Linked DNA regions of Homo sapiens: region 2 is linked to region 1. Evidence: chromatin contacts called from ENCODE Hi-C or POLR2A ChIA-PET data. All regions are on one chromosome and are shown on one strand. The core of a region is the stretch at or near the end of the contact, and the rest is flanking DNA. Distances in the headings are between cores, read along the strand shown.

Evidence for each region. Hi-C counts contacts between places; a loop is a spot of excess contacts on that map. ChIA-PET counts read pairs that join two places held with the same protein, here RNA polymerase II (POLR2A). Pooled maps may share reads with other maps.
Region 2: a loop to region 1 is called in a pooled map, with 4 times the contacts of the local background. The contact joins the promoter of TNFSF10 here to the enhancer-like site in region 1. A Hi-C loop is called at or near these places in 3 of 37 single-sample maps with no recorded cell type and 5 of 50 pooled maps. POLR2A ChIA-PET finds 5 or more read pairs at or near these places in 6 of 52 experiments (CD4-positive, alpha-beta memory T cell, H1, Panc1 and 2 more).

Annotation. Positions count from the first base shown.
Region 1 is chr3:172,475,976-172,479,365 of GRCh38, reverse strand. No RefSeq gene overlaps it. Among named protein-coding and RNA genes, the nearest start is that of GHSR, 29 kb to the right of the region's middle. Within about 2 kb of position 1,910, at least 18 of the 41 ENCODE cell types and tissues checked have a DNase peak (open chromatin) inside an H3K27ac peak, as active enhancers do.
Region 2 is chr3:172,521,552-172,524,941 of GRCh38, reverse strand. It overlaps TNFSF10 (TNF superfamily member 10), which reads left to right and starts at 1,512. Exons shown (of 5, transcript NM_003810.4): 1 at 1,512-1,689. The coding sequence starts at 1,558. It also overlaps the pseudogene TBPL1P1. RefSeq lists an enhancer at 1,531-1,580.

The sequences.
Region 1 (3,390 bases), core at 661-3,160:
TGAAATGTAGAAATGTATGAAGAAAAATGTTAAAAATCTGTAATCCCCCCACTCCCTTCCCATCATGAAGGATCCAATATTAAAACTCTGTGTCCTGGCTGGGTGCAGTGGCTCATGTCTGTAATCCCAGCACTTTGGGAGGCTGAGGCAGGTGGATCACTTGAGGTCAGGAGTCCAAGACCAGCCTGGCCAACATGGTGAAACCCCATCTCTTTCAAAAATAGAAAAATTAGACAGGCATGGTGGCAATGCACCTGTAATCCCAGCTACTTGGGTAGCGGAGGCAGGAGAATCACTTGAACCCAGGAGGCAGAGGTTGCAGTACAATCTCCAGTGAGACTCCATCTAAAAAAAAACCAAAAAACCAAAAAACTCTGTGTCCTTTCATATGTTTCTCCCTGTTCCCAATATTCTAGCTTAATTAATTTTTTGTTTTACAAATGGAAATATATATACATACATATATAGGTATATGCATATGCAGTTGTGTATAAAACTCAGCAACTCATTCCTTTAATAGTACATAGACTCCTTTCCAGATCAAAGTATACAGATTTAATTGGTTCTTTTAAAATACTGCATAATAACTCATTGAATGAATAGATTATAATTTATTCCAAGATTTGATTGTTCCCAATTATTTGTCACTACAAATAATGCTACAATAAACATTTTTGTCATTGATCTCAACATTCTGGATTCCAAATTGGGATTTCTGGGCCAATTTAACATTTTAGATGTTAAAAATACCTGTCTGGCCTGGCTGAGACAGCACATATCTGTAATCCAAGCATTTTGGGAGGCTGAGGCAGGTGGATCACTTGAGGCCAGGAGTTTGAGACCAGCGTGGGCAACACAGGGAAACCCCATCTCTACAAAAAAATGAAAATAAATAAATAACTCCCTGATTACTTCCTTAATCTTTTGTAGCACATTACACACCTAGCAACAGAAAATGAGAATGCTCTGGTCCCCACATCATCACCAGAGTGAAATATTACTATTTGTGTTCCTGTTTGCCAGCCTGATGAGTGAAAACAGTATCTAATTTTTGTGTTAACCACCAACATTCTTTACCTGCTGCTTCCATTCTGGTCAGCAAAGGTGGTGCAGGTACAGTGGCTTCCTAAGCACACTGCTTCTCAGTACCTCCTGGTGAGCATTTAAAAATGCTGATGCTCAGTCTTCCTCAGAGACCTACTGAATTGGAATCTTCCTGTGTTTGTTTACGTTTTAATTTCCACAAGTGATTCTGATACAGCTAACTTGGCACCTGTTCACTGACAGGCAACTGAAAATCACGAATAGAACCTATGTAGACTTGAAAAACCTACATTTCAAACCCTGTGGTGTGCGAATTAAGTATTTAAGAAAACAAGATACCCAAGTGATCATTCTGATTAAATGTTCAAAAATTCAATTCACCTGCAACATTTTAATTCTATGAATTGTTTTAACAAGGGATGATGCCTGCATGTTACTTCCTCTGCTTCAGAAACTAAAGCCTAAGATACGGGAAGCAGCTGTGGACTGGCTATTTTTGAAGGACAGTTTTCTGGACAACTGTGGATTCCTTCTTGTAGAACATGAATACTGATCTTTTTGACAATGAAATAAGGTCAAGAGAGTCTTGGCCTCTCATCGCTGGACTCTGTCCCATCCAACCTCCTCACTTGAAGCATAGAGAAAAAACTGCTACTCCAATTTTTATCAGAATGGACCTAGACAGGGCGAGGGATTTCTAAAGACAATGGCCCTTGAGGAGAGGTCAGCTCAGCTGTTTGAGAGGCGTGAATAGCAAGGCAGGGACATTCTCTCCTCTCTCCTTGAAACCAGACAGGGGGCAGCCACCTTGTTACCACACACTATGAGCTGCCACCAGGTGGCGAGTTTCCCTTATTTTCCTCAAAGCCCAAAGTACTTGAGAGAGAATAAAATGACTTCAAATTCTGGTTAAAATGAAAGTGAAGAGGAGTAGTTTATATCTGGACCATAAGTAATCAGGGATGCAGACGAGATAATCAGAGCATTGTACCGACATGTCCTGATTGAGATCTTGCCACCAATGGCTTCTGGTAGTTATGTCATATCCTCTCTGTGTCTCCGTGCCTTATTTATTCAAATGGGGATAATAACAAAACCCAACTTGTAGCGGTTATTAGGAAATGATTAATATGAGTGACGTGCTGAGATACGGCCTGGCAAGTTCTAAGCATTCAATATGCTTAAAAAAAAAAAAAAAGAGGGAGGCGGAGCTTGCAGTGAGCCGAGATCGCGCCACTGCACTCCAGCCTGGGTGACAGAGCAAGACTCCGTCTCAAAAAAAAAAAAAAAAAAGGAAAGAAAAGAAAAGAAGACGAAGAAAACCTCTGGTACAGAGGTTTTACAGCCTCATTTTAATTGCTTTCATGCTGATTTTGATTTCAGATTTCTCTTTATTCTTAAAATCTCCCAGAAAGTCATATTGACGTCAAAATTGGAAATGACCTAGTTAAAATAGATAAGTATAAAACAGGGCTCAAGTACGTCCTGTTTTGAGAAAAATCAATGTATAAAACCCTCAAGTTTAATAAAACAGATAAATTTAAGAGATTACAAAAGAGCATTTTAGAAAGAAATGAATAGCAGTCTTTCTTTAAAAGTAAGCTTCCTTTCTGCATTAAGAATTTGGTTCAACTTGTGAAACTCACTTGCTCCTAACTGCCCTGTGAAGTGAGATGAACGCATCCTTAGGATACATTGGGAAGATGAGCATTCTGCTTCTGCAACGCCTGCTTCCCCTTTTTGCACACGTTCCCTTCCCTACAAACTTGCCACACTGCCTGCCTGCCTGCAACCCATCCCCTTTTGTCTCCCAATCCTCTCCCTCCTGGAGGGGCACAGGCAATGGATGAAGATCAGGAGGATATACAACACAGTCCATGGTACAGGCTGAAGGGTGGAGAGGAGTCCTCCTCTTTCCCCCAAGCTCCAGGAAGCTCATCACATGAGTGGAAAGTTGGAGAGTGACCTGGGCGCGGTGCTGTTTACACTTGGGCAGACTTCTGGTTGGGGGCAACTTTAACTCCAGGGAGTTAATAATAATCATGTGGGCAGGGCATGGTGGCTTACCCCTGTAATCCCAGCACTTTGGGAGGCGGAGGCGGGTGGATAACCTGAGGTCAGCAGTTCGAGACCAGCCTGGCTAACATGGTGAAAACCCATCTTTCCTAAAAATAGGATGTGGTGGCGAATGCCTGTAATCCCAGCTACTTGGGAGGCTGAGGCAGGAGAATCGCTTGAACCTGGGAGGCAGAGGCTTCAGTGAGCTGAGATCGTGCCATTGCACTCTAGCCTGGGCAACAAGAGCAAAACTCTGTTTAAAAAAAAAAAATCATGTGGAAGAGGAGG
Region 2 (3,390 bases), core at 263-2,762, 46 kb before region 1:
GAAGTGATGGTGACCAGCGGTGCCTGAATGAACTCAGGAATGTAACTGTAGATCTAGGGTCCCAAACTTTAGGTTTCAAAGGATCTCTTGGAGTACTTGCTGAAAAATGTAGGTTCCTAAGTCCACTGCCAGAAACTCTGACTCAGTGGGTCAAGAATGGAATAACTAAACAATGGCCCCATGCAGTGGTTCATGCCTGTAATCCCAGCACGTTGGGAGGTTGAAGCAAGAGGATCACTTGAGGTCAGGAGTTCGAGACCAGCCTGGCCTACATGGTAAAACCCCATCTCTACTAAAAATACAAAAAAATTAGCTGGGCATGGTGGCATGCACCTGTAATCCCAGCTACTTGGGAGGCTGAGGCAGGAGAATTGCTTGAATCTGGGAGGTGGAGGTTGTAGTGGGCCGAGATTGTGCCATTGCACCACTGCACTCCAGCCTGGGCGATAAAGTGAGATTCTGTCAAAAAAATAAATAAATACATGAAAGAGAGAAAGAAAGAAAGAAAGAAAGAAAGAAAGAAAGAAAGAAAGAAAGAAAGAAAGAAGGAAAGAAGGAAAGAATAGAAAAGAAAAGAAAGAAAGAAAGAAAGGAAGAAAAGGAAAGAAAGAAATGCTGAATAAGATATAGAGACAACATACAGCTGGGCCAGCTTATGACATCTGATAGTGGGGAGATTTGGGGCTGGGTCCTGAATCTGAGGGTAATTAACTCCCTGTAACTTCTTTTCCTAATCTGTAAAAGGATAGTGACAGCGAGACATTGTGATGGGGTTAATATTTTGGAAAACATCCACATGTTTTTTTCCTTTGCCTTTCTGAGTGTGTCAACTACTTCCTACCTGTCCAGCCTAACACACAGGCATGTTGTCTTGGTAGGGATGGAGATCTGAGAAGGAGATTAGAATTTGTGTCTGAAGGTTTGCAAAGAGGAAGAAGTCGTCAATATTTAGATTCTGACATTCAAGATGGAATTATGTAGCAAGACCATTGCTATGAGACAGTATTTCTATTTTCCTTTATCCACTCCCACCCTGCCCTCTTCCCACCCTCACAGTAGCATGAGAAAAACCACATATGGAAGTTTCAGGTCATAAAAATTATCTTATAATTTAGAAAACAGGCCTTGTGCCTATGACAGCCAGGCCATGAGGCTTAGAGCTCTGTGGTAGAATGAGGATATGTTAGGGAAAAGCAAAGAAAATCCCTCCCCTCTTTGGCTGAGGACATTATCAAAAGGAGAGCAAGAAAGAGAAGAGAGAAATGGGCTTGAGGTGAGTGCAGATAAGGGGTGCATGGATCCTGAGGGCAAGGAGAGGAGCTTCTTTCAGTTTCCCTCCTTTCCAACGACTACTTTGAGACAAGAGCTGTCCCTGGGCAGTAGGAAAGGGGAGGGACAGTTGCAGGTTCAATAGATGTGGGTGGGGCCAAGGCCACAGAACCCAGAAAAACAACTCATTCGCTTTCATTTCCTCACTGACTATAAAAGAATAGAGAAGGAAGGGCTTCAGTGACCGGCTGCCTGGCTGACTTACAGCAGTCAGACTCTGACAGGATCATGGCTATGATGGAGGTCCAGGGGGGACCCAGCCTGGGACAGACCTGCGTGCTGATCGTGATCTTCACAGTGCTCCTGCAGTCTCTCTGTGTGGCTGTAACTTACGTGTACTTTACCAACGAGCTGAAGCAGGTCAGTGCAGTGCAGTGCACTCAGTCTTCGAGGCGCTTAGCAAATGTCTGGTTACCTGCTTCTTTGCATGTCAGCTTGCCCCTCTCTGAAGACTTTCCTGCTTCCTTTCTCTGTGGGTACACTCTAACTGCTAAATCACATAACAACTGAGGTCTTTGCAAAACTGTAAGTTCAAGAAATTGTGTAAACTAAGTGCAGTTACACAACTGGCTTCACTAGTTACTAGCAGATGTGGGCAACAAAACTCCTGAGGGATTTTTTGTTTTTAAAAGTATGTGTATTTTATAATATCAGCCATTGCAACTCTTCATGAAAGCTTTCTGCTAAATGCTTTGTAGTTCTTTTGTTTTCCTTTTCCAAACTTTTATTTGTGCACATTCAATTGAAAAAGATAATTTTTACAGGTTCTTTGGTGCCCATTTTCAGCATACAAAAATGTAAAAGACTATTCACAGATAAAACACATTAGCTCAAAATGGAAAAAAATAACAATGACAACAATAAAACAACCTAAGGTAGTGCACACTGTGACAGCTCTGCTTATGGGGACATGAGAATTCCTGCGAAAATAAATAGAATGTCCTTTTGTAAAAGCAGCAATGACATGTCTTGTAAACTTCCTTTTTTATATTATAACAAGGTTTGGAATAAAATCCAAAGGGACTGGAGCTTACACTGTAGCCATGAATAAATAAAAGAGTCTATTTCCTCAATTACCGTTGGTTCAGTTTTCCTTTTGAGTCCAATGTGCAGCAGGTTTTAAAAGGTGCACAGTAAGAGATTCTAACCAATTAAGTGGTGAATGATAAAATTTCTTTCCTGCTTTCAAACACAAATGGGTAAATCTGTTCCACAGCAGTAGCAACAGCCTTTAAATAGGGCCTTGTTACTGTGATACTTCCTGTCGAAAAAATCTGTAATGTAGCTCTTAGAGTCTTTATCCAATAGCACACAGCAGGATGAAGTTCAGATTCATAACTCACATGAGGTCTATTGCTCTTTGTGAATTCTGGCAAACAGATTTCTTTATTTTTAAATTTTTTTATTTTACTTTAAGTTCTGGGATACGTGTACAGAACGTGCAGGTTTGTTACATAGGTATACATGTGCCATGGTGGTTTGCTGCACCCATCAACCCATCATCTAGGTTGTAAGCCCCACAGGCATTAGGATTTGTTCTAATGCTCTCCCTCCCCTAGCCTCCCACCCCCGACAGGCCCCAGTGTGTGTGTTGCCCTCCCTGTGTCCATGTGCTCTCACTGTTCAACTCCCACTTATGAGTGAGAACATGCAGTGTTTGGTTTTCTGTTCCTGTGTTAGTTTGCTGAGAATGATGGCTTCCAGCTTCATCCATGTCTCTGCAAAGGACATGAATTCATTCTTTTTAATGGCTGCATAGTATTCCATGGTGTATATGTGCCACATTTTCTTTATCCAGTCTATCACTGATGAGCATTTGGGTTGGTTCCAAGTCTTTGCTATTGTAAATGGTGCTGGAATAAACATATGTGTGCATGTGTCTTTATAGTAGAATGATTTATAATCCTTTGGGTATATACCCAGTAATGGGATTGCTGAGTCAAATGGTATTTCTGGTTCCTTGAGGAATTGCCACACTGTCTTCCACACTGGTTGAACTAATTTATACTCCCACCAACAGTGTAAAAGCATTCCTATTTCTCCACATCCTTCCAGCATCTG